7 separate regions of the Mus musculus genome follow, and regions 2, 3, 4, 5, 6 and 7 are each linked to region 1. Evidence: chromatin loops called from intact Hi-C (ENCODE). Cell type or tissue: left cerebral cortex. All regions are shown on one strand. Region 1 holds the start of Acvr1 (activin A receptor, type 1). Region 2 overlaps Acvr1 (activin A receptor, type 1). Region 3 has its middle 90 kb from the start of Upp2. Region 4 overlaps Acvr1 (activin A receptor, type 1). Region 5 overlaps Galnt5 (polypeptide N-acetylgalactosaminyltransferase 5). Region 6 has its middle 76 kb from the start of Acvr1. Region 7 has its middle 35 kb from the start of Gm13546.

Region 1 (4,000 bases):
TTCCACAGAGTCCCTTGGAACACTGAGTAGTCACAGGGGGTTGTTAGCTCTTGCAGTGAGTCAGCCACAGTAAGAGAACATCTATGGCAGTAGCAGCCCAAAGCAGGTCAAGCTTCCTCAATCCACCTAGCTACCTTTTAGGAAGTCTTTATTAAACATACACACATACACCACTGTTAGGCATGCTGATACAGGATGAACACAGCCGAGCCTGGTGCCTGCCCTCATGGAAGGGACTGTAAACATTTGGAAGATTAAAAGCACACAGCAGCACGAAGAGGTAGCTGCAATATAGCTGCACAGCCACTCTGGCTCCCATTTCCCTCTCTTAGGTTCAAAGTGTGCCCAAGGTCAAACCAGTGAGCCTCAAGGGCTGACAGTTGAAGCAAGTGTTACCGAGGGCTCTGTTGTATTGTTTCAGCCAGCAGGGATTACAGATTGGTGATCTTGCCTTGATCTGACCTGAACTTTCCTCGCCTGATCGCCACCAAACATAACTACAAGGACCCTCTAATGAACGATCCAAACACAAAAGAACCAAAAACCTTCTCTGCCTTTTTGCTTACACAACACCTGAAGGCTCTTTTCTAGCTGTTCCTTGTACACACACGCCTGTAAAGCTAGCTTGTTTGCAGCTTTTGCAAAGGCCCGATCTTCCACTTCCTTTGCAACCTTCTGCAGTGTTGCAGCCAGCGACCCAATAAATGCCCTCTACATGAAAGGACCTGTAGGGATAAAAAATACTTTATGTTTTCCCCATTTATTGGTGTCATGATTTTACTCTTGCTTTGTGATAGGACTGTGCATTATAAGCTTCTAGAGGGCAGAGAAAATGGCTTGCTGCTTCCAAACACTAAGCGGGCACCATGCAAAATTTGATCCTTGCATGCCTTTTTTGATGCTCCAGATAATATTAGCACACTGGGGTGTTTTTGTGTTTCTAAGGACCAAAGTTGTCAGCCTCTCTGCGGCGGAGAATGTTCCTTCCTTCCTACTGTAAGCTCCCGTGGCGCCTAGGACAGGGCGGGATTTTTGCAGAAGCCCCCCCCCCCCCCACCCCCCAGACTTGCTTATTTTTATTACCAAGGAAGCCGACTGCGAAAATGGCAAACGCTTGCATAACCCTAGACCCTGCGAGGAAATGAGCATAGTGGAAGGGGATCAGAAGACAAGGCAACGATGGCCTGGCTGAGGCGGAGCATTGAGTATCCACCCCTGTGCCTGACACGCAGGGCTGGAGATGAGTGCAGGAGCCCCCGCAGTTCCCGGCTCGGCTGCCTGCTGTCCGCCCGCCCCGCGCCCCGGGAGCTGTCCAGACGGCCCCGCCCGCGCCTACCTGGCCGCTCCCCGTGCCGCGCGCCTCCCCCGCGTCCCGCCAGCCCGGCTCGCAGCAGCCCACAGCCCGGGCGGCCCGAAGGGTCGGGGGTCGGGGGCGGCGGGCGAGCATGGCTAGGCGGGCGGAATCCCTGGGGCCGGGCGCCTGCAGGGGGCGCGAGGAGCGCCCCGCCCCGCCGCCGGCCCTCTCCCTCCCGGCTCCCTGGATCCGCGCCGGGAGGAAATGATGTGTTGCTGCCTGGTTAATCACAGCTCCAGACACTCATTGGCCGAGCGCTCCGCAGCCACTTCCTCCTCCTCCTCCTCCCGCTCCTCCCGCTCCAGCTCCCGGTCGCCGCCGCCGCCGCCGCCGCCCCCAAGCGCTGGGGGAACTTTGCCGCCGCCGGCTCCCCGCCGCCCCCAGCCGAGCCCCGCGCCGCCGCAAGTTTCCTCCGCCCTCCTCCCCGCCCTCCGCCTCCCGCCCCGCGACAGCCGTCTCCCCGGCTCCAGCCCGGTGCCTGCCGCCAGCCTGCGCCCCGGCCCCGTGGCCGCCAGCCTCCCGCCCCGCGCCGCGCCGTGCCGCGCCGCGCTGCACTCCGCCGCCGCCGCCCGGGCCACCCGCCCGCGGCCCGCGGAGTTCCGGGCTCCACGCCGGCTGCAGCGCCCCGCCCCGCCCCGCGCCCTCCCGCGCCGCCTTGCAGCTCCCGGTCGCCTCGAGCTCTCCGCCTCCCCGGGTTCAGCACCCGACCGCCGCTGGACCAGAGGTGAGAGCAGGTCGCCGGCCACGCCGCCGGAGCTGGGGACCGAGGGAGGAGGGAGCTTAGCTGGAGGCGAGACCGGGATCGGAGGTGGAGGGTGGGCGTCTCGGTGCCTCCCCCTCGCTTTCATTCTTTCTCCGGCAAGCTGCGTGCCCTCTCGACGTGGGGGGAAGCCGCGGCGGAACGAAACCGACTTGCTTAGGGCCTTGGCTGCCGGTGGGATCCGGGGTGGACAGAGGCTTGGAGTAGGGGGTTCGGGTGTGCGTTGGATGAACTCCTGCAGGGTGTGCGCCTCGGACTTATAAATCGATCTGGCCTCACGGCCCCGGGCTCACCTTCTAAGCTGAGCTTGGCAGACTAAAGAGATTGGCCAGTCACCCCCACCCACAAAATATCCATCTCTTCCAAGAGGAATTTTCTGCTGGAGAGACAGCCAATAAACTCTGTTCAACTCCCTCCCTCCCTCTGTCCTTCCTAGCTGCAGTTTCAAAAAGCTTCAAAGCCAGGAATGTGGGATTCATCTTCCGATCCCCAGAAGGCAGATGTGGTTACAGATGTTGCATAGTACTTTGCCAAGTTTAAAACCCTTCCTTCGACACTAACCAAAACAGTGAGGCTAGAACCTTGGGCGCGCTGGGGAGAATTGTGGGCCTGTGGGTTCACTACGTGCATGGACTTCTGTCTGGTTCAGAGACTGGCTTGGCTCTGTCCAGTTTGTGCCAGTTACGTCTCCCACCCTTCCCTACCTCCCTCTTCCCCTGGAGATCTGAACGTACCTTGCACGGCAGAGGAGCTATGGAGGAAGGTACTTGGGCAAGAAAACACCCATTTTTGTTGCAGAAGAAAAGTGTGTTGGTTAAAAAGTTGCCATTAATTTGGTGTTTGGAGAGAGACGGACGGTAATGCATTGGATTTGCTCTCTTTATTGGCTTTTCTTCTTTGCGGTTTGTGCGATTGGTGTGAGATGATGGGAAACGTCTCTGGTCCCATACATGTTTAATGCGATTGCATATATATATATATACATACACATATATATGTTTTTTGTTTGCATAGATATATAATTTCTGAAAAAAATCCCTCAAATAGAAACATAACGCAGTGATTTTAAAGGATCCAGTTCTTGAGAGGCAGACTGCTCTGACAGCCCAAGGGAAGGCGGTGGCAAAAAATAGACACCACCTCCCTTTTCCCCAAAAAATTCTTCCTGGAAAGGTGGTGTTAAGAAACTTCAGAGATGGGCTCATCCAAGTGGCAGGCCTTAAATGGAAACACTATAGTATGTCCTGGCACTAGTCTCTGGAGGTGGGTTGCTGGCCGGGGGCCCAGGCTCGGGCAGGCGGCAGACACTAGACTTGTGCTGACCTCAGACAGTGCCTTGCCATGCAGCTCTACAGTTGGCACACTGCTTAAGTATGAATCCCAGGCCTCACCCATGCCACTCTCGGGGACAGTGCAGTCACAAGGTTATTTTAAGTCTGCATAGGATCTGGATTACCGTTCTAAGCTCAGCTCCCTCCCTTTGTGATTTGGTTACTTTTGTTTTCTGTCCTGGGGTTGACAAATGGATGGAAGTGTTCTGAAGCTGAGCAGCGTGTGCCTTGGGTGGCTGTCACTTTGTAATGGGACGCAGCATCTCTGCTGCCACTGTACATGGGAGTCCTCAAAGGTGATGAGTGATGTTGAGATAGACCTTGGCTTTAGCCGGCAAAGAGCAAGGGCCAGCGTGGGCACGGGCTGGACTCATGGTCTCTCTTCAACTGTGTGGCTGAGGTCTGCTCCAAGCAGAGAGTGGTTTTAGAGCGAACTTGATTGAGATAATAGTCTTACAACTTCTGCATGTTGGACTAGAGTGATCACTTGAATCTGAATAAATTTCTTGTAATTGCTAAGTAATTACAGAGAATATTAAGGATGCAGAGTTAAGA
Region 2 (4,000 bases), 82 kb after region 1:
TTACCGGTGGAAAGATGGTGGAAAAATGGCAGCAAAGACCAGGGGCAGATTTCCTCCGGGAGCAGCCAGGTGCTACATGGCTCTCTCTAAACTGATTGGACTCGAAGGCACTTACTGTGTGTGTGTGTGTGTGTGTGTGTGTGTGTGTGTGTGTGTGTGTGTTAATGACCTTGATCACAAGAGCATCTTAGCAGCCCAAAGTCCACAAAGCAGCCAGCCAAACGAAGACCACCCGCAAAGCCCAGCTGTTTTATGAGTGCATTAAAGAGTTCCTTATTTACTTCTGGCCTCTGGTAAAAAAACAAGCGCTCTCTCTCTCTCTCTCTCTCTCTCTCTCTCTCTCTCTCTCTCTCTCTCTCACACACACACACACACACACACACACACTCTCACAAACACACACACACACACACACACACACACACAAATCTTATGCTCTCATAGCAAGTACTGAGTAGTGAACAGAGTCGGTGGTGTGACAGGCCCCTCTAGGAAGACATGATTTGCACGGACATGCCAGTAGGTGACTAAGCCTTGCCCGAAGATCTGTGTTGACATTTGAAGACTTTATGGGCCCAGTCTGCTCAGAAAACAGCTTCAGGTCTCTCCCTACCCCTGAATGTTTTCTGTGAATGGAAAATTCATGCTGAAGCAAATGTCCACCAGGTTGGTACTGCCAACTCCGGAGGCTGCTGCTGCTGGTAGCTGTGGGTTCCGTCCTCATGTTGTTGAGCATCAGAGCAAAGGGCCATCAGCCCTGGAAGATTCAGGTGCTGGGCCCAAGCAGGCAAAGTGAGATCCTTTCTCGGTAGGTTCAGAGGCTTCTATAAAGAAAGCACCTGGAATTCTGTACCAGAAAGAGGCTTCCTGAGGGCTCCCAGGATCTGAAGAGGGCAGGGTGGAGAGCTGGGTGAGTCAGACTATAGAGTCTGTCTTGTGAATAATGGAAGCCAGAGACCATCAGGCCTGTGTGGTTGCATGAGCGGGCATGCCACTCACGGAGTTAGAGAACACTCAGGAGAAACACATTTGGAGTAGCTACATCCTGAGTTCACAGTTCTTGGACTTGCCTGTTGTTCTTTCTATTTCATAGTCTTTTTTTTTTTTTTGACTATTTCTTTTTTCTCATAACTCTCTTGAAATTTATTAGTTTTTTGGCTGTATAACTTTACTAAGATTCAATATTTCTGGTTTTTTTTTTTTTTTTGGTTTTTTTGAACTAAGATGCTGATTTCCTAAAGGAGTATGTAGATTAAGAGAGCATTTGGGCCCCTGGTGTATTTTGTCCCTGAATGTATATAGCCTGCCTTCTTGCCAGAGGATCAAGTGCCCTTCAGTGGGCATTCCGCATAGACCTTTGTGTTCCTGTCTGAGTTGCAGGCTTGCTGGCAATGAAACCTGGCATTGCAAAATCCTTCCTTAAGTCTTTGTTTAATGCCAGAGATCTCAAATGCTTGCAGATTCTGGAGAGGTGCCAGACAGGGCTCCTAGATTAGGAGCCGGGTGGAAGGACTCCCATAATCTATACACCTAATATAAACTGCCATTTCAAATGAATGAATCGTTTGGACTGCTGGAAGGAGGCCAAGGATGTTTGGAGTTCCCTTTTTTTAGCTTATACAACGTCTGCACTATTGGGCTTTTACACCCACCTTCTAATTACTGCATTATTATCTGCACCCTTCGAGGTCAGATAAGAACTCAGCCTGTCCTCTTTGGTTGACCCTTAGCACAGGGTCCTGGCTCATCTGTCTTGTATCAAAGGTCTTCATGGAGAAGGTGGGCTTTCATGCACCCTACAGAACGATAAATCTGTTTGAATGCCTGAAGCATTACGCAGCACACCACTAGACGGACAGAGACAGAGAGGTCTGCAGCATCATGCCTCAACTGCTGATGGCCCAGCTCAACACAAACGTGAATAATTTTGCTACCAAACGCAAGATTGTCCCCAGCTATGAGCAGTCTGATGAAGTTCACGCTGCTCTTTGCTTTGCCAGTCTGGAGTCATCTCCTAGTAGGTGTGTCCAGATGGTGAGCTGAGTCTTGCCCAGAACAAGAAAAATCTTTTAAAAGACTTGGCTGCTGTGGACTCCTGGGGACTCCCAGTTTGTGCCTCTGGCTCTGCAGAAGAACCTCAATCTTCTACCACCCTGGAGGTTTCCTCCCTGGAAGAGGGGGGAAGCAGCCATCCTTTGCGGTCAGAATTCTCCAGGTTGTTCCTAGCCAGCTCCAGCTGTGAGCATTTTCACACGGCCCTGGTTCTGGTGATACAAAGAGCAGAGAGCAAGCTGAGCCAGCCATAACACTGAGTAAGTCTGGGAGGTGCCTCTTAGAACAAACAATGTGGGTGAGCTGTGCAGAGAGGGAATACCTCTGGCATGACATTTAAATTACTGAATTATTTAAATGAATGTCAATTAGGCAGAGTAGGCTTGCTGCCTTCTGCCAGGGCACTTCCTGGTTATTCACACAGGCAGGTGTAAGACTTTATTCCCTTCAGATATCACACTTCCTGTTGCACCGTGGAGAGGCAGCACACAACACAATTATCTACTTCTTGACGTCTGCGTTATCGATATCAGGGTCTGAGAGGTTCAGAACCCACACATTCTTATGGGTAGCCCTTGAAGGTATCCCCTAGCCCAACACCCAGCCCAAATAAAATCTTACAGGTCCACACACGTTATAGTGAATGTTAGGTTAGACCAGACTGAAAAAGTGAGTCATGGGTACTTTGAGGCTTGCTGTACCTCTGTGAGTTGTGGATATTAAAATCTAAGCATGTCCCACCGTCTGCCTCCCGTTCAGCCTTTGCTGAGTTAGCAATCCTAATTCAGAAAACCCCTTTGGCACCTCTTCACACTAACCCAGGTTGCCAGATGAAATTGCCATTGTGTGTGTGTGTGTGTGTGTGTGTGTGTGTGTGTGTGTGTGTGGTGTCTGGGAGGGGATGTCCTTTTTGTTTGTTTGTTTTTGTTTGTTTGTTTGTTTGTTTTTTCAAGACAGGGTTTCTCTGTATAGCCCTGGTTGTCGTGGAACTCACTTTGTAGACCAGGCTGGCCTCGAACTCAGAAATCCACCTGCCTCTGCCTCCCAAATGCTGAAATTAAAGGCGTGTGTCACCACAGCACGGTAGGGGATGCCATTCTTAAATTATGAATTGAAAGTCTTCATTTATATTTGTGTGTTTGTATAAAATAAATACATAAAGGATTTGCTAATTCATTTTATGGGGATGTACCAGTTAAGGAAAAGAAATGCTGGGAGAACAGCGTGAGAGAGCCAGAATCACTGGAGGTTTTGTACTCAGTGCTAACTGGGGTTTGGCTCCTGGTTCCATATCAAAGATGGAGTTAGTGGTTATATCCCACGAATAGCCATTTTCCCTTGGCCACTTTTCTTTGTCTTGAGTGTTGAGAGCAAGGGTATGTAAACCATGGGTTTTGACATTTGATTGAGAAGAGTCACCAACAGAAAAGCAGTCCAGTCCCTAACTCTTATTTCTGTCTGTATAAATGTAAGAAGTATGTAGGAGGTTGTAGGAGACTTAGGGAGACTCTGCAGGAGTAAATGCTGATTAGGGTTAAAGCTGCTTCACACCTCTGTACACTGCACAAGTGGGTTTAGTGAGTTGAATTTCACTACATGTTAAAGTTACTTGAGGCTTCTTGCTTCAGGTGAAATTCTTTAGGTTATAGCCCAGACATCTGTCACACACTCTCTATTTTATCCTGTCAAAAACAAGAGACCTTGAGAAAGCAGTGTTTTTTCCTATGTCTATGGATATAGAGTTTAATTTAGGCTGCAACTTTGAAACTAGCTCTCACTAAGAACTTATAATTAGACTACAAAGTGTGCCTTGGACCATACAGTTATTTATGTGTATTGCTTTACTTCTTTGTTTATTGTGATGCTGTGGATGAGTGGTTCTCACTCAGTGGGCCATGACCCCTTCACAAGGGTTGTACAAGGCCATTGAAAAACATAGATATTTACC
Region 3 (4,000 bases), 98 kb before region 1:
TTCATATTGGCTCCAAGGAAAAGCATCCTCAGAAAGAGTGTGCCTTGGCTGTCCTTCAACTGTAAGATTATTGCATTTGGCTCTGGTTGTTCTGGACATTAGCTATCTGTGTAAAGTTTCTGAAATGCCTCAAACAAAAGGTTAAAGGTTACAGATTAGATTAATAGTGACATTCAAGCAAATCTGCTATTACAGTGTGTATCTGATATTTGATGATACTTGGCAAAAATTCAAGGACAAGGAGGGGGGAAGATGACTGCTTTCAGTATTTCCTACAGTTATATACATGCTTTAGAGTTTTCGGCAATAAACAATGACATTTCTAAGGCAATTTGGCTCAGAGAGCCCACCAAATATATGTGTTTAATTTTTAGCAGTTGAATCCTAATTTAATTGTCTATAATTGGATGAATTGTTAGTTATAATAGTATTTGTAATAGCAAAGAATGTCAAAGGAAATTCCTAGTATGTATTTTATATGTATTTCAAGGCTAGATCTTAACTGGTTTTTTTTAAATCTATTTTAAAGACTTTATAGACTTGTGTAACTTTTTAAGAACAGCTGCCTCAAGTTAAATAACAAATACTTCTCAAAGACTCTTTCAGGTTCAATGTTCCTTCCATGGACTGCAAAGTCTGGGGAAATGGACTTGGTTAAGAAGCCCAGAATCCCTGAAAGGATGCTTGAAATGGTATTTAATACCTGTGAAGAGAGGAACAACCATTGGTTTAAAGTTCCACTGTAAAGATTGGTAAATAATGCTGATTACAGGTCTCATTCAAACGGTAAACAATGAACATGGGCTGAAGGGAGAATAGTGCTCTGAATTGCTCTTGATCTCAGAGTTGTGCCTATTGATCAGCCTAGCAATAACTGAGCTAATCGTAGGTAAGAAATCCAAATGCTTTAGAAAGTCCTTAGCCGTGTGAGCGCAGGATACCCGTTCTTTGTTCTTGTGCAGTATTTTAGTGAGGAAAGTCTTCAAACAACCATGTATTTAAAATAAATTCTAGGGTTAACCCAAGTCAGATAAGACTCCCTTTCAACTCTTCTCGGTACCTCATAAAGAACCACTTGTGTGTTCCTTCTAAATCAGCAAACGAGCTCTGAACATTTACTCTAGGCCTGGCACACAAGAGAAACAAGCAGCACTCAGCCTTCTGTGAGGTAATTACTGACCTCGAGTTGGCTTTTTTTCTAATAAGCTCAAAAGTAATGACTCCTTGTAAAATAGTAAATTTGCACTTTAGATTAAATTTTTTTCAGGAACTTCTGGCAAAGTTTCAAGTATAAAGTCATAAAGAAGAAATACACTAAAAACAATGCAAAGTCGCTCCAAAAATCACAAGGAAAACTTAAAGCCAATTCTGAATTGCGAACATTTTCACTTTCCATTAACTTGCGTTGAGACCCAATGTACCCCATCACACGGGGAGCTTCCATCCTTTTAAATTCATTTGCAGGCTGTATTTCCTTAGAAGTTGATCACTCCTATCTTAATTTAAACAGCCGCATATAAGCATCTTACTAATGAAAATTTAAAAGTGGAAAACTCTTACAAATGTATTGGCCAAGAAACGAGTCAGTGCTAGAGTTTGCCAGGTGGGGGCAGCAGAGAGTGCTTGCTGTGACAGCTGAGGACCTCAAGACCAGGTGGTTGCCAGGAAACCTTCAGGGCACCTGAGAACTGAGGAAGCTCCATCTGTCAGGCAAAGTTAGCTGAATGGAAAGGCTGGCAGTAGGAAGCACAAGCCAGAAGAAAGAAGCAAAGGAGACAAGAAAAATGAATGCAAGGCAGAAAGAAGCCGCAAACCCTTACTGTAAATAGGTCACCGCAAAGAAAGGACTTAATTGCTCACACTTTGCAATTTTCAAGTGTAAAGCAAATATAGTGATGTTAGCACTTCACAGAATGATCATCACAAGGCTATGCCACGATGCATGTAAAGTGCTCAGTGCATTGCCCATCGGGGGTCGCAGAGAAGAGGGGACAAACACAAAAAAGGAGCTGTTATTGCTTCCTGCTGCACTTGCTGAGAGGCTGACAAACCGAAGCTGAAGGCCAGCATCAGAGAAGAAAGCCAACAGAAATCCATACCGGTCATAGACTCCCATTATGTGGAGACAGCAATGGGACAACGGGAGCTGCGATAGTGGTCAATCGCATGATGGCTCTCTATAGCTCAAAGTCTGTCTCCCAGGAAGATCCATCAACCTCTCGTCTGCCTGAAAGATAACCTGCCAGGAATCCCGTCACTTAACTGAGGTGGAAAGCAACTCTTGTGTTCTTTCAAAATAAGACCAGTTGTCTGGCGTCTTGACTTCAGAGCAAGAGTGGGAATCCCGGAAGGGGGTTGGGGGGGGGGGGAGTTTCCAGAGTGGCAGGGTAGGGCGCCCCCTTGAGGTTGTTATTTGCCAAAGCAGTTCTTTAGGGTTGTTTGGTTTGTTTGTTATTTGGTTGGTTGGTTGGTTGGTTGGTGTCAATGCTAATGACCCTTCTATTTGTAAAACTGCGGAGTACATATCTCCTGTTCTTGGAGAAGAAGGTAATGTTCTCATAGGTCTAAGCACAGGCTGCATTCTGCAAGGGGTTAAGTGCTCTCTGCCTCACAGTGGGAACTTGAGACTTAAACAGACTAAGCTCTTGAATTCAAAGAGGTGGTGTGTGGTGGGGATTGGGGGAGTGTAAACTGTTGTTTGCAAACTGAACACACACACTATACCACCGAAGAGTCTAGATATTGGGTTGAATTCTTTTTTGGGGGTGCAGGGATAGCAGCTTGTTCCCCGTTGGAGTCTTCCTGAGGTAGAAGACGAACCAACTTTAGAAGCTGGGAGATAAGAGGCTTGTTTGCATAAAGAAGACTCATGGAGTACATGAGACTGAGGCTTGCAAAGGCCTAGGAGTCTGTCGTAGAATCTGAGGGCCTCTGGACCTGCAGAGGCTATCAGGGGTTACACTGCAAACCTAGTTGTTGAGGCTCACCCACGAATCCTCCACTATCACTGTAACATCAAACATGCAACATGCTCTTAGTAGGGTTTTTATTAAGTATCGCAGTTACCCGTTTCTAATAAGTAGTGCAGTCACATAAATCTACAGAAATATTCAACCTCAAGCGTCACCCACTCATTTCACTCCTCCGCTGCTGATACCAGTAAGTGCTACCTCCTAATTCTGCTTCCAAACAGGCTCGCCCAGCTGCTCCAAACCACTTGACCCAGTGTGTGCAGTTTCAATCTGGGAGACAGTTGGATCTCCCTTCCAGTCTCGACCCGGATACTCACTCCTCACAGAGAAGCCTGAAAATCCTTCTTAAAATATCAATTAAGCCTATTGATTTCCCTGCCCGTATCTCAGTGATCTTAGGATGAAGACTGGAGTGCAGTTAGCCAGGCGTGGTGGCTCATAACACTAATTCCCAGGGGCAGGAAGATTACAAGCCTGGCCTATAATCTTCTCAAAGTCCTCTAAAGGAAAAGACTGACAGGGCTCCAGAACTCAGGTTGGATCCTTGGGACCCACACAATGGAAGGAATTCCCAACTTCACACCTATGCTGTGGTGCCCCTCTCAGCTCCAGTGAATAAATAAATATAATAAAAAGTCTCACTGAAATATTCAGCAGCACACACAGCCAAGACTGTACTTAGTGGGCTGTGGAGAACACAGTAAGAGCCTGGCCCCTGGAAAGAGCTATTCAGGAAACCCCGTGAGACAGCTGAGTGGCCACTCAAGCCATGAGCTTCTGTGTAGGAGAAAAAGAAGAACACAGTAAACTGGGCCTAGAACACACACCCATAATCCCATCCCTCTAGATGCTGAGACAGGGGGATAACAAGTTAAGAGCTAATCTGAGCTGTATAGCAAGATACTAAAATCATCAAGGAAGAGGGAGGAGGGGAGAATGCGACAGGCTTGAGGAAGGGGTTGTTCTACGGAAATCCAGTAGAAGAGTGGACTCCCTGTTCCTACTGGCAAGATGGCAGTGTCTGAGCC
Region 4 (4,000 bases), 57 kb after region 1:
CATGGGTGACAGCTCACAGAGCTCAGAATCTGGAGCATACTGTACAGCCTAAAGGAACCTCTACAGGTTGGAGAGTGTCCTTTCCAAGTGACTTTAGTCTAAACCTCTTCTAGGCAGCTCAGCTGGCGTTTGTTTTCCAGCCAGCTGGTCTGGTCTCAGAGTCTTCTTTGCAGCTCCACTTGTCTGGAGTCTTTTTTTGTAGTCCAGCTTCCTTCCGCCTGAGGGGCACTCTCAGCTTTTATTGCTTATTCTGTCAGAGGGCGTCTAGTGAGTCTGGTCAGTTTCAGGGACTTCCTGAAGCTCTGTTGAGTTCTTTACTTTCCTACTTAAGGGGCTTACCTGTGTACTGGAATGTTTCAGTCCTAGAGGAAACTGTTACACAACAAACATATCTAGCTTAGTTAATTGTGATAAAGTGAGACTTTTGTGACCTCCACACAGGTCAAGCACATTGGTAGTATACAGGGCCCGATAATTGTTTCTTTGTCATTTTCTATGGCTTTAACATGGAGGGACCTGCACATAGCAGTATGGTTTAGTATGGCCCCTCCTTCTCCTGCCTGGCAAGGCTCTCAAACTTCAGATTTTCTTTCCCTATTTACCTGTAAATGGACTTAGCTATTGAACTCTCTCTCTCTCTCTTTTTTTTCCTAGATAGACTTTGTTTACTCTCTTCTTGCTTTGATTCTCTTTCAGTGGGAAATGAGCATCTTAATACTGCAACCTGGGCAGCAGCGATGCTCTCTGTGATTGGATGGCCACTGCTTTAAAGCTATTTTTTGTGGGCAGGACCTAGACTCATGAATAAAATATTCTTTGCAAATATTTTCAGTTTAAATTTACCTTCAGAGGTTTTGGCTTAAGTGTTGGTGTTACACCTGTATCTTTTTTATTTCACACAAAGGACTGTGGTCCATAGAGACACTGAGGAGCAACAGTAGTGGCCACAGTTACTTAATTGTTCAGTACTAGGCACACATCATTGCCAGAATGTTGCAATGCTAACACCGCCCCAGTACTCACCATTCTAAAAGAACCAATAGCCTACTTTCCTAGTCTTCCTCATTTCTTCAGGCACAGATTGTTCATAGTTGACAATTTACCTACTTGGATTAAAGACTTGATTTGATTTTAGATGATACTGGAACAATATCAACTTTGTTAGGTGAGATGTTGGGCTTAACTACCAGGGAGCTAGTGGAAGAGATGATATAGATGCTTGGGATTCTCATTAGAATACCCCAGGGGGAAATGGAAGAGCAGAGGAGGTCAGTTTATATATCTTTGGAGATGGAGAGTAGGCTGCTGCTTGTTTTGTTTTTAAATTGTATTGTTTATTTGTGGGGGTTGGGGGTAGAGAGGTATCCACTGTTTTTCATAAGACAGAATAAATTGTTTCTACTCTACAGGCTTTCTATCTTTATGAGCTTGGGACATCATCTATTTAAAAAAACAAAAAAACGCCAAAAAACAAAAAACCCAAAACTCCTCATTGAATACCGTGCACTTAATTTTATTTTGAGCATTGCCCCTGTTAGGTCCATGAGTGGTTTGGGCTGGGTGGATAGTCATTGGGTTATAACTGTTTTCTGGTTTCTTTCCATGGAGCATGCATTGAGAAGTCTGGCTCCACCCCCATCCCCCCACTTCCCAGCGTCTCCTTGGTTTCTGTTGTGGTTACTTGAATGCTAACTGGTTCAACTTGTGCTCTGACCCTGGGACAAGGCTCCTTTGCTTTCTCATGATCGTATTTATACTTTTGACGGATATATTTAAATGAACAGCTGTGGCGTTTGTTGAGTCACACCACAATTATCTGATTCCGTTGTAGCTGCTTGACTGGCAAAAGCGTATTTCAAGCTAAATTGTGAGAACATTCCATTAATCACACTCTCCTGGGGAAGGTGGGTGGAGAAAGACCACCATGAAAAGTCCTTTTAAAGATTAATTAGTGATTCCATTATTTCGAGTTGGTTGATCGAGTTGCAACTGAGTTGTGTCACTTACAGAAACTGTACAGAGGTGTAAATAACTACAAAAGGCTTAGTGATAATCAGCTCTGTAGGCAAACTTCTCTGAAATAACTCTTTTGCAGGCAGCTCCTCAGCACTGCGATCTCTATGAGGAGATGGCTCCTAGAGGATTTCCTTTCCTGTAGATTTCGATGCTCTCCACTCCGTGCTAAGTTCATTGGCTAAGTGTTTTGTTTTAAGCTTCCTGAACTGATTACATCGAACACAGAAGATGTTATGTCTTTCCTTTCTCTCGTCTCCAATGTACTAATTGCAACTGTAGCCTCTGATTGAGTCTTTGGCTTCCCGGAGCCAGCTCCGTTTTTATCTTGACACCTCCTCAAGGTTCTTTCTGAGGTTATTAATAGGCACAGAAGCATAACTTTCTGAATAGCGTCAATAACTGTTAGAAGACATGGGGGCGGCGGGGGGGTGAGGGAGAGATGATATGTCAATTTCTGACTTGGAGGAGCCATGTTTTCAAGCTACCGAAGTTGTCCCAGAGTCACCAGGGATGGCTCTCGGCATATCAGCTGGTGTCTGCAATGAGAGATCCAAGCAGGCCTTTCCAAATGGGCTATTGTCCGGCAGGAACTGTCTGGTGCACCCAGAGTCTGCCAGCGCCTTTCTGTCTGGCCGCGTCTCTTGGATGGTACTCTGGAAAGCTGGGAACCCAAGTTAGAAGTGATCTCTTTTAATTTATCTCAAATACCCAGTTGCTTCTACATTAAATCGAGGTTGCAGAAGCCTCTCCCACCCCCTAAGTCGCTTCCGTGCAATATCAAACTTACACCTTGACTTTCTTTCCCTACCTAAACCAAATACAGTGTAGACTCACGTTTAAAACTAAGGTTTTAGTTCATCTTGAGTGCCTGGTCACTGCAAAGGGATGTCATCAAGCAGGCTTGCAGTCAACTGGCGCACTGATGTCTGTTTAGGGGATCCAGGGAAAAATAGTAAGTACATGGCCAAGTTTGCCCCAAATTAAATGCTTTGAGGCAGATATAGCTGGGACATGTAACACAGAGGGCTGAGCAGCAAGGTTCAACACAGGCGTGGGGTTGGAGTGTGAAGGACTCAGGTGTGAGAGGAAGGTGGAGCAGAAAGAATCCAAAAGGTGTTTTTTTTTTCTCACTTCCATAGCTATATAGTGTAGTGAGAGGGAGGGTGTGGGAGGGGGGGCAGCAAAGGATAGACTCAAAAGGGATGGAAGAGAGAGGGGGAAGAGGAGGAAGGGGGGATGGAGAGAGGGAGAGAGACTGACTTTGAATTGTGCCCGCTCCCCAACCTAATATCCATTTCACTACCAATTATTGACAGTTGATCCTACTAACCTTACAATTTCTCTAGACTCATGGATTATCCCTCTACTCTAAGCGCTGAGAAAGCCGAGCCAGGAGGACCACAAGTTCAAGGACAGCCTTAGATACATAATGAGTACTAGGGTAGCTTGGGTTATTAGATCTTGTCTCACAAGAAAGACCAAGCAAGGAAGCAAGCCATAGAATGAGGGCAGCCGTGTTGGGCAGTCGGTGTGTAGAATACCATTTGTTTTTGGAGACAAAGGCTGCATCTAACTGAGGACTAGGGGTAGAAAAGAGATCTTAAATGGACCCAGAGGATAAGGAAGTCCTTCTTACCCTTAGAGGAAAGAAGAAATATACTTTTCAGACTAAGGGGAGAGGTGGTAGGACCTTGGAAAGCATCAAGGACATCCTGGAACAGGTAGGAGGTGATGGTCTCCCACTAGCTGAAACAAAGCTGGAGAACTGTGGCTGTTTAACACTGTAGGAAGGAAAAGAGGATGGGAAACAGTCTCCACGGTAAAAGAAACCAGGTTTTGAGGGACTAGGGGGATGGCTCGGTGCTTAGGCCTAAAATTCAGGTATCACAGAGTAAGCAGGAAGCGGTTCCTATCTCTGATCCTAGTCCCGAGGTCTTGCTGGCCATCCAGCTAAACCTTTGAGCTTCCGGTTCAAAGAACTTGT
Region 5 (4,000 bases), 540 kb after region 1:
TAAGGTGAAAAGATGATTGATAGATTGGCAAAAGTCTGCACTATATGATTTTCTTGGTCACTTCTCTAAAAGAGACACAATGTCACTCTGTCACAGCACAGCCGTCAGTTTAAACCTGTGATTCAGTCACAGTGGCAATGGACATTAGCTAGTCATTAACTCTTTGCTGGAATGCTAAATGGAAGTGAGCAAAAGTTGGAGTAGACAGTAAGGATTTGGGAAGGGAGGGTTTGAATTGATCTCAATGCATATTTTAATAGTCCATGTCCACACCTTCCATTTCAAGCCAAGACTTAGAGGCTGTGTTCCTTGGCTGACCCCTCCAAATTATCTGATCACTTAGGTACTGGATCATAGATAAATTGAGTCCTTCAGAGAACAGCAGATTCCAGCTCATTCCCTGGCAGACTCTTTCTAATGACTCAGTCAAGCTACGACTCATTACAGGAAAGTCACGAAAGCTAAAACAGAGCCAAACATGAGGGCCCTTTCTGGCAGACTGGAGTTTTTAATGGATTTACAGGGTCAAATATGGAGGGAGCTTTCTCTCGGTTGCCATTTAATGCAGACAAGGTTGATTCCTTTGACGCGCTGGGCAGCACTAACAAGATGGTAGGTTAATGATGCAATTTAGGTTTTTCAATTTACCGGAGGTATAGAGGAGGAATTATATGTATTCCATGAAAGGCGGAGAAGCTTGGGAGATAGTGAGCATATCTGTGTCCTTTCTGGGGTGCTGCAGTAATAGAGGCCATGTTGGCTGCAACATCATTAGATTTTTATAGTGGGGTGTCTAGTGGGTTGGTTTGCACTTGCAAATGCATAGCTTAGCTTGAAGGGTAAGTAGGGAGTTGTTTGTGAGGTCAGAAATGCAGAGAGAAGGCCGAGAGAAGGACTACTGCAATGTTGGTAAGTAGGAAGACTGTTCCCACAGAAACATATGGGAATGGGTGTGGGCATGTGGGGTGTGTGAGGTGATGAGCAAGTCAGAGCTGGGACTGAGCTGTTTCCACACAAAGACCACCGTCTGCCAGTGGGTTTTAGGAAAAAAGCTTGATCTACTAGCACAGGGAGAAAATATGGAAGCTAGATTCTCTCTAGGAATCTGAAACCTCACATTGACCTTTGGCTTTGAAATAAAAATGTGATCTACCTGCTAGGGCTAGGAACCCTCACCAACCTTCAAGGAATATAAACAAACATTGGCAGTTTTAATGGTTGACATTTCTATAGTGTCTGACACAGGGGAACACAAAGTGTTTCTAGGAGGACAGATCTCCATTAAAAACAAAATCTTCAAAATGTTCCATTCACAGTTTGAAATGACAAATACACGCACATTCACCATCAGTAGGTCTGAGCAGGGGGCAGCGTGAAGGATCAAGCAATGGCACTCCAAGTTCAGGGAGCACAAGGCATAGAACAATTCTGCAGTTCAAAGAAGAAAATTAAAACCCTAATTGTTCTAAGTTTCATGTCCTCATGGCTCATTCAGAAATCCTATCATAAATAAGTTTGGAAAACTCTGGCTCCATCACAGCTAAGCAAGTTGCCCATCCTAGGACTTCTCAGATTCTTCCAGAACACAAGGTTCCAGCTCAGGGAACTGTTTCCTTTCCCAGATCTACTTGACTCCTGACCGCACAGCTAGCATTACCCAGGTTATGCTTTGGAGAGGCTTAGATTATATAGTTTTGTTGTTGCTATTGTTTTGCTTTGATTTCAAACTGTTCCTTCCTGCAGGCCTTGGAAGACACTGGAGGCTGAGGGAAAAATATCTCCTCCCTGATCCTTCAATGCAAACTATTTCAAGTTAAAAAAAAATAATAATAAAGCACTGAGTAGATTTTATACTTTCTGTGTTGAATGGTTTCATTTTCCCAATGTCAAAGGTGGAGATTTCTGACACTTATTTATGTAATTGTTGAACTTTAGGATTAGGCTGTTTGCTTACAACTTACTGTAATAAAAAAACAGTGATGATGAGCTGTTTATTGATTTAAAATATTATTGACTTTATGAAAAATTACAAAAAAAATAACATTGATTGGGCATAAAATTCAAGGTGTACAGGCTGAACGTTTGGAAAAACGTGGGTCAAGAAACAAACAGATTTTAATTTTTTTGCAACTTTTTTGTGATTGGTATTCGGTATTCATTGGAAAAAAAAAAACCTCAAAATTTTAAAATGGTAATAACACGATTGTTAGAAGAAAGTAAATGGTATCTCTTCATTAATATTTGTGTGCTTGAGGCAGAAAAGAGAACAGAAATACAAAAAAAAAGAAGAGCCTGGTGATATCTGGCGAAATGTATACACAGCATTTTCATACATGAGGGCGCAGGCATCCGCAGGCATCTGATTTTTTTGTTGAGGAGGAGAGCTTTTCAAAGACCAGTGGCAACTTACAAAGGAATCCAAAGATAGTTTGATTGCACCCTCTTGTGGCTAACGTTAAGTAATGCAGATTAAGTTAAGTTCAGATTCTCTGGAGAAATTTATTGAGCCTTTTCGTGGCCATGCTTGTTTGGAGGATGGAATGTAAAGATGCAAGTGACGTGTTTGATGTGGCTAAGGCCAATCAGTCCTTCCTACATAGTTATCGAAAGTAGCTGATGTCTACTTTGACCTTCCCCAAATCCTGCTGTACAACACTTTGTTATAAATAAGCCAGGTTACATGTATTTATTGGTTAAATTATATAAAATCAGAACAAATATTCAGAATGCTCTCCTGTTTTTACTACTCCCTCTGGATTTCTATAGTAGGGACAACAGCATCATTTTTTTTTTATCAAGTCTTTGTTATTAGGAGATTGACAGGCTGGGAGAGGGGCTGGTTTATACCTTTATTTCCTAGGAAGAGCCCTCTGCCAGTGTTCTACTGACAGGCAAGTTAGAGATCTTCCTGAACATGGAGGTGGGGCAATGAGTGAAAACATAAAAAAGTAAACTAAGAGACTAATCCACAAACATAAACATGAGCTCAAGTGGAGGACTGGCTTGTCACATGCCATCACAGGAAACTGCACTCGTGGGTGGACTCCAGGCTTTCTTTGCCCCAGGGTCTCAGCTTCTCCGAGTTTCCCTTTGCACTGTGCCCCATTCAAATTCTTTACCTCAGTTCACCCTTTGTGAAACTTCCTTTAGTGCCTTGACTATTTTTATTATTTTCAACCTCTCTACAAAAGTTTTTTAGAACCCAATTAAAGCCTGTATTTCCCCTGTACTTGAAGCTTGTATTCAACCCCGTTGAAGAAGGAAGGAAATATGGAAAGAAAATTACCCACAAGACTCTACATGAACTGACTCTCACTTCTCTACCTAGGTTTCACCATTTATCCCCTGACAGTCACATCCACCTCGCCATATCTTGATTGCCACAACCTGTCCTGAGTTGTGTAGGAGTTGTATCTCCACACCTTGCTTTCTCGGAGCTGGTTGGACATTTTGTCACAGACCTGGCTTCTAATCTTCTGACAGGATTTCTTGACAGCATGCATTTATAAGGCATCAGCATCTCTGGCCCATTCCTTCATAAGAGTCATTGAATTCTGTGTCCATACTTTGTTTTCTTATTATTCTTGTTCTCTATTCAGTGTCAAATTCCAAAGGATATGAAGCCTACATCCTGACATACTTCCTGGTCTCTTATGTGCAGTATAGGTATGTGATATTTAGTTATCAGTCATCATGACATATGATAGATTTCTTCAGATATACCTCTAACAACTCTCATCTATCTGTACTCTCTTTTAGTGTCATCTGTGCCTTCTGCTTAGAGTCATTCTTTTCTAAGCATGCTTAAAGGAGTTTCTGTTGTTTTAGCAAACGGCCTTGTTAACTTACCACACCACTAGCTCTCACAACGGGCGCCTTCAAGTCAGGAAAGACATTGTCCAAGTACCACTTGAAACTTTTGCATTTCAGCTTCTTCCGCAACTCCCTTTGCTGGGTAAGGTTGCCCACATCCAGCCCTTGGTCTATGAGGTGATCCCCA
Region 6 (4,000 bases), 76 kb before region 1:
TGACGGAAAAAGCCTGCGCCAGCTTGGTCTGGAAGAAACCATTGATGTGGTTACTTTGGCATCACTGTCTTTCAGAGGGATTGTGTTTTCTTTTACTGATGGCAACCCACAAGAAGTTCTAGAAAGTGGTTATAAATTCGAACCATGAAGTTTAGTCTTGGTTGTCAACTCAGCTGCATCTGGAATTAACCAAAAACATAGGCTGCTGGGCATTGCTGTGAGGGATTCTCATGGTCCTAGTATTTGACGAGGGAAGATCCATCAAAAACGTGGGTGCCACCTTCTGGTGGCAGCCCAGATTCAAGACCTAGAAGAAGGAAACTTTCCTTTCTGTCTGCTTGCCCTCACCCTCACTAGCACATCCATATATCCTGTTGCTGTGACAGGCCTCCACCAAGATTAGAACCAACTTCTTTTGGGATTCCGATAAAGACCAGCAGCTCACCAGGAATCCTCTATGGTTCAGGTCCAGGCTGAGCCTGATGAGAGGAACAGCTTCATGGAATAAGCAACTATCAGGTTCTTGCCCTCTCCAGTGCAAGGCAGCCACTGTTAGACTACACAGACTGCATCTGCAAGACAACACAATAACTCCCTTTACTATACATTCACTCTATCAGCTCTGTTCCTTTGGAGAAGTCTGACCAATGTAGTCATCATGGGTGCAGAAAAAACACGTAGTCTCTATAGAACCTAGTGACAGAGAATATTTTGCCCACTTTTCTAAAACTTTAGAAAATCAACTTGAGGTTCAGAAAGGCCAGTGAATTCTTCAAGATCATGTCAGGTTTAACAGTTAGTTCAGAGGTACAAGTTTGAGCCCAAATTTTTCTTGGCACTTTTTAAAAAAGGGTTTAATTTCAAATTTTTCTGGAACTGTGATATATAGAGAGAATCCAGAAGCATGACCCCCAACTTGCTTGCTTAGGTTCAGAGACTTGTGTCTGGTTCCAGGCTGCCCCACCCCCGCTCCCCCCAGACACACACACACACACACACACACACACACACACACAGCACACTCCAGGATGGTTGCTGTGTCCAGAGGACATCCTACCTTCAGCCTGTCCCGCCCCACATACACACCAGTGGCACTTCTTCACTGCAGTTAAAAGTAGGCAGTGACCGTTAAGGGAATGACAGACACGTCTAATTCAGCTTCAAATGCCTCTTCGAAAAGCATACTTGTGATAAATGGTCCCATCCCAGACATCAGCACGGGACCTTTGTTTTAGAAAAACGTGTTTTAAAAAGAAGTGAACAAACTGAGCAGCCAGTACAGTTAGAGAAGTGGGGCCAGATTTGAAGGCACAAATGGACAGGGAAGTGGGGTTGACTGCACACCAGAAGTCAAATCAGAACCAATCCAAGCCAGAGCTCTGAGCTCCCCTCAGCTCTGAATGGCTGCTCAGGACTTGGATTCCCAGGGAGGAGGAGGTAGAGTGGCAGGAGGTGTTTACAGTAAGGGATGAGCACACTCAGAGAAGGTGTATCAAAGAGCTTGTGGTTCTTCCTTTATCTCCACCTTACACGTCTGCAATGATCCCTCTTTCATATCTCCATCTCTCCACTTGTGGAATTACCTCAGAGGGAACACAATGAACTGCCATGAAAAATTTGTCACAACTGGATTGCAAGGCCACCTCAGTCATCAACAGGTTCCAACAAGGCACAATACAGATGTTTCAGTTAGGCTTCAGGGTTCTGTTAAGAATCTCTTACTTGTGTCAGCCATTACAATTTTTCACTGGAGGATAGATAGAATTAAATACACAGCTAAAGTATTACATGGAAAGAAACACCTCATATTTATCTAAAGGAAAACATGTCAGCTATTCTTAACTCTTAGTATAACAGCAGGCCTCCTCTCCGGGATAGCTAGAGTTCACAGTCAGTTGAAGGCAAGAACGGACAGCTAAGCGCTTCCATCTACCTCGTAGGTGTCTTGCCAGGCTCCTCTGGGCCTGCGCAACTTCTCCCTGGTGCTCATGGAAAGCACCAGTGAACAGATGCATTCCAGTTTGTGACAGGAGAACAGCCTGCAGATTCCGCCTACTCCCTCCAGTCCATCTGGGAGGTGGGTGAGACCCAGAGCCCACAGAGAGGGGGCTCTCCTGGGAATCCCTTGGGGTACCATGGCTATTGGTGCTCTATTTTCAGTAGATGGCACTGTGTCTATGGAGATAAGCCTGGTGGGGGGGGGGGGGGGGGGTTGAGGGGAGCCGAAATGGGAAATCTGATTGTTTCTAGAGAAAGCCCATTCTGTGTGAGAACGCATGGTATTTTTTTCCCCCTCGGCTACATGATAACGCGAATTCTATTCAGCATTCACGTTAGCATCCCCTTTGAAGCGTGAGGAACTCTGTGATTTATTATGCTGGCTCCGACTCGGGGCTGTGGTGGTGCCCAGGGCCAGCCTATGAGGAATGGAGTTGGGATAAGAATAAATCATCCTGAATGTTCATACACTTTATCACAAGCACATACATCAGCATCTGTACTCCATCTGTGCCCTGGATCCCCACCTGGAGCAGTGGCGTTTCCTCTCAATGTCGGGCAGGCTCTGCACCCAGTAGTCCAGACTCTAGTCACGTGGCAGACAGAGCATCCCTTGCATAGTACTGGTCCTCCATTCTGTACAGCAGGCGCTGTCAGCTGCCTGCCATTGTTTTGCCTTACCGTACTGATCCTTCTTTTTCTGAGTATTTGCAGAAAAATAAACTCCGGTTACCAGGAGTTTAGACCGAGGTAACTTTATAATTGGGATGAGAAAGTTCAGTCTTGCTACTCAGGAAATGACTTGTAAGCCCAGACTAGAGATTTGAGTAGGTGTGAACCAAGCACAATGCTGCAGAACACATATTCTTTTCTGCATAATCTTACCATGAAGATTATGTTCCCTCTTTACAGATGAGGAAATAAAACAGAAGAAATCTACCTAATACTATCTTATCCGTCCGCTAGGCATATGATAGTTTTCTGTTTTGCTGTTGGGTTGGTTGGGTTGGGTTGGTTTCTTTGATACAGGGTTTCTCTATGCAGTCCTGGAGCTTACTATGTAAACCAGTTGGCCTGGAGCTCCAAGAGATGTGCCTGTCCCTGTCTACGGAGTGCTGGGATTTAAATGCATTCACCACTACCTATGGGTTCGTGTGATGGTATTCAAACTGAGAATGCTGCCACAGATGTCTGCAAAAGGGACACCCATAGGCACTTGCTCAGAAGGTTCCCATTTCTGTCCCTAGACAGCACTTTCTGGATATGCCACTATAACAGTCATCCTGTGACAACTACAGAGGAGCCAGATGAGAAGAGCAAGAGAAAAATCTGAGGAAGACATGGCAGGATGATGGGAGGGGTGTCTTCATTAGTTAACCTTTGAACCTCAGGTATGTGTTCTAAACTCTCTGGAATATGCCTTCTATTTTCTGTAGCCAAATATTGCCCAAATAATCCAACTAACATATTTCCTAGCTATGGGTGACTAGAAGAAAGATGAGACCCTTCGCAAGAAGCAACCATCCATAGGGTGAATGTCATTAAGATCCATCACCACCACTACCACCATCCCATGGCTCCTATATGAGGTCACATTATGAAGCCAGATCCTTCCTGGTTGATGCCCACCCCCCCCCATTGCCTCAGAAACCACAGTGCAACATTTCTCTTCTGTTTCTTCAATGTTTTCTGTGTGTGCTAGCACCAGTTAAACACTAAGTTTTTCCTACCAAAAAGCTAACAAAGCATCCTTTGTTAACTGCGATCTACTTTGGCTTCAATGTTATTCCATTGTTTGTGTAGCAGGGTTGTGGGAGGTCCTTGGGTCAACAGAAGGGGATTTGTAAGATAGAAAGTGGAAAAGCTGGAGGAGTTAGATATCTTAATTGACTCAACATAGTAAACTATCCGTTCAGTGACAATGTATACAAGACAATCTTCTACTCAGCTTCAGGACAGATAGGCAAATAGACAGACTGATACATGCATATATATATATATA
Region 7 (4,000 bases), 370 kb after region 1:
ACATTGACTCCTATCAATACAAATCTTATATCAGATCATCCACAAGCTCCTATAGGCATACCCTCTTCTGCTAATCTCAGCTATGTTGCTGAGCCACTAAAAGCAAGTGTCGTTCCTCTTTCTGACATAATGAAGGAGTGTAATAGGGTCTGGAGCAACCAGAGCTGGGCCTTCTAGAGCCTCTGCAGGTGGAAATACCTGCAACGGGTTGATGAAGCTTGGTGCTACCTGGTACATTTAGGATGGATTAAGACATTCTGCCAAGAGGATGAAGGCTTCTTCACGGCATCCAAGAAGTGTTGAAAGCACTCTGGATGATGTGTTGATATACCAGCCAGTGGTCAGAGAGACTGGTCAATTATCACCTTCCTGCACAAAGTTCCTGGGTGCAAAAGATGGGTTCTCACAGTTGTCAAAATGCCACATATTACTCCGGTCCCAATACTTTAGCTTATTTTAGGAAAGGGTGACTATTAGGGGATGATTATAATAATAAAAACTCAATAATAATGGGAGGATTCTTAACAGAATGTAGTAGCGCTTCATCCCTAGATGCACTCTTGGGGAGAGCTGCATGCCCTGATTTTTCTCACAAACATATTTTAGGTCAATGGTTTTCAACTTGTATTTAATTCTCTTTCTTGTTGTCATTGTGATTTTTGATGACTAGAGGGCTTGTTTTTTGCATTACTTTCTCATTAAAGGAAGTTTCCAGTACCCAAAGTATACAGAAATAATACAGTTGAAAGTAAATTTGCTTCTATCTTCCCTCAGAGATGGATGGGGATGTCCTAGGAAGATGAAAATCCTCTCCAACTGCCTAGTCCTCCCAGACAACCCCCATATCCAAAAGTGTGTACAGTACTAACAAGGAACTTCTAGTTTGTTGTTTGACATCTGTGTTGTCTTGTATCTACCTAGAATAGAATAAATGCTCAGAACCTTGTGGTGCTCAAGGCCTGGCACAAAAATGTTTCCCTAGTGATCTATATCACAAACAAGGGGAAGAACCACTCATGTTCTCACACTTGAGTTACATTTGGTAAGAGGGGAATTTGAGTTAGTGGTGATCTCATGTCATATCCAAGGGATTATGAAGGGGCATCAGACAAGAAGCCAGTGGGGAGCTGCTATGAGTGTCTAAGGGCAGAGGGCAAGTTACAATAGGGAGAGTGGTAGGACCGAGGCAGGACATGTGCCAAGAATAACTCAGGTTTAACAAAGGCAGCATACACACAGAACCCTAAATCAGTTCTCTACATACCTTCTGTAGTAAGACAGAAACTGGCTACTTTGGAAGTTTCTTAAAAGATAATATTCCCAAACAGAATGCGTGCGTGCTCTAAAGCAAACTTCTCCTTACATCTCCAAGTCCATGACCTACAACTTCTGTTTTCAAGTTGATAACAGATTTACTCAGATTCTTACAAGAAATTGAGGACCTTCCCAAGACCAGGAAAATGTTCTTTCCTCTGATAGAGAGTTGCAGTGTTCTGACTAGAGGCTGTAGCCAGCTGGCCCTTGGTGGGAGCATCCTGCCCTCTGCTGGATGTGGCTAGCAAAATGAGTCTGCATTGCCATATAAAGAATTAATTAAATCAGGAAGCGTTTAGGTTTATCTGAGAATAAATATTTGCTTGCATGCTGACGAGGTTTTAATTAACCAGGCAATGCATTACTTCCGTGATGTCTTCCTTCTCAGAGGATTGCCGGGTATCTGAGAAGAACATCTCTGTGGATCAGATGCATCCCTTGCATGATAAACTCTCTATGGCATCACTTCTAAAGAAATGTACACAATCAAAACTGAATCCATAATAGGCTTTAAAGTGTTTTGATGTGATAGGAAAAATTGCTGGAGAGCCTGGGCTAAATAACTAATTCTCCAAGGCGCTAAAGCTCTCTCAGGTTCAGTCTGCCTGGAATAAGAGGTGGATTTGCTGTGGGGCCTCAAGAAGCACCTTTGTGTTTTCCCCTGCTGAGTGCAAGACAGACATTGGCTACTTTCCAAGTTTCCTTCTTTTCTTTTCTTTTCTTTTCTTTTCTTTTCTTTTCTTTTCTTTTCTTTCTTTTCTTTTCTTTTCTTTTCTTTTGTTTTCTCTTCTCTTCTCTTCTTTTTTTGTTTCTTCATTTCTTTCTTCCTTTCTTTCTTCCTTCCTTCCTTTCTTTCTTTCTTTCTTTCTTTCTTTCTTTCTTTCTTTCTTTCTTTCTTTGGTTTTTCGAGACAGGGTTTCTCTGTATAGCCCTGGCTGTCCTGGAACTCACTTTGTAGACCAGGCTGGCCTCATACTCAGAAATACGCCTGCCTCTGCCTCCCAAGTGCTGGGATTAAAGGCATGTGCCACCACTGCCCAGCTCTTTCCAAGTTTCTTAAAGATAATATTCCCAAACAGAATGTGTGCATGCTGTAAAGCAAACTTCTCCTTACATCTCCAAGTTCATGACCTACAACTTCTGTTTTCAAGCTGTGGAGTTTAAGCAATCCCAGAATGCATTGTTCACACAGGGTAGTAAGTGCTCCTTGTTAGCAACATTGTGGAATTAGTGATACCCTGAAATTCAGTTTGGGTAAAACAGGGACTCTGATAGTAATATAAGCCTAGGGAATAAGACAACTCTCCTAAACAAGTATAAAGAAAGCAAGATGCCCTAAAAATAACTGTTCGGTAAAGGCTGAAGAGATAGAAAACTTTACTATCCATTGTTAATCGTGGCATGTTCTGTTCAATGTGTAGGCATGTCTATACTTCTCACTTTTATTAAAAATTGATGAGATCAATTCCAAGAATAACGTTTTTACAGCAGCCAGTCTCTTCCAAAGATGTCCTTTCCCCCTTCCTCCTAGATTGCTCTTGAGCTTTCTTTTTTTTCCTTTAAAACCAGAGAGAAGTGGTTTCAGCTGACACTCTCGGAGCTTTGGGGCCCATGGCTATTCCTCACCTTCCAATCCAGCTCCACAGCTTCAGTGTGTCAGTGGCGTTTCTGTAATGGGAGCAGACAGCATATCATCCAACTCCCGAGCTATTGGCCACCTTAGGGGAGATGAGCGACTGACAGTGACCATGGCATGAATATAGCCATTCTTTAATAACAGCAATGGATCGGCTTGTAACTTAATTTGTTTAATTGATTTTGTTGTCTTCATTAGCAGCTCTCTCTAATGAAAGCTCTCTTAAACTCCCATCTAGATGTCCAACTGAGGAGTCAAGCCAAATATAATCGATCACCTTGTCAGCCTCAGCAAGTGCTATATTGATGTGTTCAACAAAGTGTTAACAGTAGGTTGCTGAAGATACGAAGAAATGATATGATCTCAACACACAGAATATTGGGCACTCAGGTATCTGTCTAAATAAATGAAAACACAATAGGCATATTCAGCGAGTTGGGAAGGAAATAAGCAGAACATCTTTTCTGATGTTTTTCTTCTGCATTTTGTTTCCACTATTTCTGCATATATATTTATTTATTCATCATACAAGTTTGTGAGATGCAGTGTAGGAGTTTAGTGTATCTTTACAATGTTTAACGATCTGATTGGAATGACTCACGTGCTCATCGACTCCTGTTTTTTGTTTTGTTTTTTGGGGGTGGGGTACCATTCGGAATCCTTTCCATTAGCTATTTTGAATAAAGCAATTGGATATCATCAACTGGTTGCTCTACTGTGGTATCAAATATTCCAAGTTTCTCTGCCTGTCCAACTGAACCCCTCAACCCTTTACCCACTGACTCTGTCCCAGGCTTCTTCCAGGTTCCAGGTTCTAGCATCCACCATATTTTTGTATTTTTTAATTTTTTCTTGCTTTTTCTTTGTTTCTTCTTTCAGATCAGTTCAAACTTTTGTATATAAGAAAAATACACTTACCATCTATCTCTGGCTTATTTCCCCTAACACAATGTCCCCCAATTTCACCAGTGTTTTTGCAAATGACAGAGCTTTGTTCTAGTTATTATCAAATAGCATTCCATGGTGTGTACACACTGCACTTTGTCCATT

Evidence for each region. A loop is a pair of places that touch in the nucleus more often than their neighbours do. Peaks named below come from ENCODE experiments on the same cell type or tissue, not always from the same donor. Only the 100,000 strongest peaks of a DNase experiment are listed, where the experiment ranks them.
Region 2: a loop joins it to region 1, with 4 times the contacts of the local background. A loop is called at or near these places in 20 of 42 quality-filtered maps.
Region 3: a loop joins it to region 1, with 2.9 times the contacts of the local background. A loop is called at or near these places in 16 of 42 quality-filtered maps.
Region 4: it touches region 1 in a loop (1.8-fold over the local background); 6 of 42 quality-filtered maps call a loop at or near these places.
Region 5: it touches region 1 in a loop (2.7-fold over the local background); 2 of 42 quality-filtered maps call a loop at or near these places.
Region 6: a loop joins it to region 1, with 7 times the contacts of the local background. A loop is called at or near these places in 4 of 42 quality-filtered maps.
Region 7: it touches region 1 in a loop (3.0-fold over the local background); 4 of 42 quality-filtered maps call a loop at or near these places.

Annotation. Positions count from the first base shown.
Region 1 is chr2:58,564,865-58,568,864 of GRCm38, reverse strand. It overlaps Acvr1 (activin A receptor, type 1), which reads left to right and starts at 2,037. Exons shown (of 12, transcript NM_007394.3): 1 at 2,037-2,078. It also overlaps a transcript of Upp2 not described here. In left cerebral cortex, a CTCF peak has its summit at 1,512 (motif pointing right); DNase peaks (open chromatin) are centred at 1,596, 2,076, 2,377, 3,338 and 3 more places; H3K4me3 peaks cover 3,970 bases; H3K27ac peaks cover 3,446 bases.
Region 2 is chr2:58,482,816-58,486,815 of GRCm38, reverse strand. The region is part of intron 4 of Acvr1 (activin A receptor, type 1); the gene reads left to right. Among named protein-coding and RNA genes, the nearest start is that of Acvr1, 82 kb to the left of the region's middle. RefSeq lists an enhancer at 1-1,281. In left cerebral cortex, no CTCF peak of the experiment used is centred here; DNase peaks (open chromatin) are centred at 1,504 and 2,114.
Region 3 is chr2:58,663,266-58,667,265 of GRCm38, reverse strand. It overlaps a transcript of Upp2 not described here. Among named protein-coding and RNA genes, the nearest start is that of Upp2, 90 kb to the left of the region's middle. In left cerebral cortex, CTCF peaks have their summits at 1,610 (motif pointing right) and 2,421 (motif pointing left); a DNase peak (open chromatin) is centred at 1,625.
Region 4 is chr2:58,508,050-58,512,049 of GRCm38, reverse strand. All of the region lies in intron 3 of Acvr1 (activin A receptor, type 1), which reads left to right. Among named protein-coding and RNA genes, the nearest start is that of Acvr1, 57 kb to the left of the region's middle. In left cerebral cortex, no CTCF peak of the experiment used is centred here; a DNase peak (open chromatin) is centred at 1,734.
Region 5 is chr2:58,028,010-58,032,009 of GRCm38, reverse strand. It overlaps Galnt5 (polypeptide N-acetylgalactosaminyltransferase 5), which reads right to left. Exons shown (of 10, transcript NM_172855.3): 7 at 3,850-4,000. Among named protein-coding and RNA genes, the nearest start is that of Gm33594, 22 kb to the right of the region's middle. In left cerebral cortex, a CTCF peak has its summit at 2,451 (motif pointing left); DNase peaks (open chromatin) are centred at 475, 897 and 2,444.
Region 6 is chr2:58,640,425-58,644,424 of GRCm38, reverse strand. It overlaps a transcript of Upp2 not described here. Among named protein-coding and RNA genes, the nearest start is that of Acvr1, 76 kb to the right of the region's middle. In left cerebral cortex, CTCF peaks have their summits at 290 (motif pointing left) and 2,127 (motif pointing right); DNase peaks (open chromatin) are centred at 2,029 and 2,469; H3K4me3 peaks cover 394 bases; H3K27ac peaks cover 1,204 bases.
Region 7 is chr2:58,197,170-58,201,169 of GRCm38, reverse strand. No RefSeq gene overlaps it. Among named protein-coding and RNA genes, the nearest start is that of Gm13546, 35 kb to the right of the region's middle. In left cerebral cortex, a CTCF peak has its summit at 1,555 (motif pointing left); a DNase peak (open chromatin) is centred at 1,537.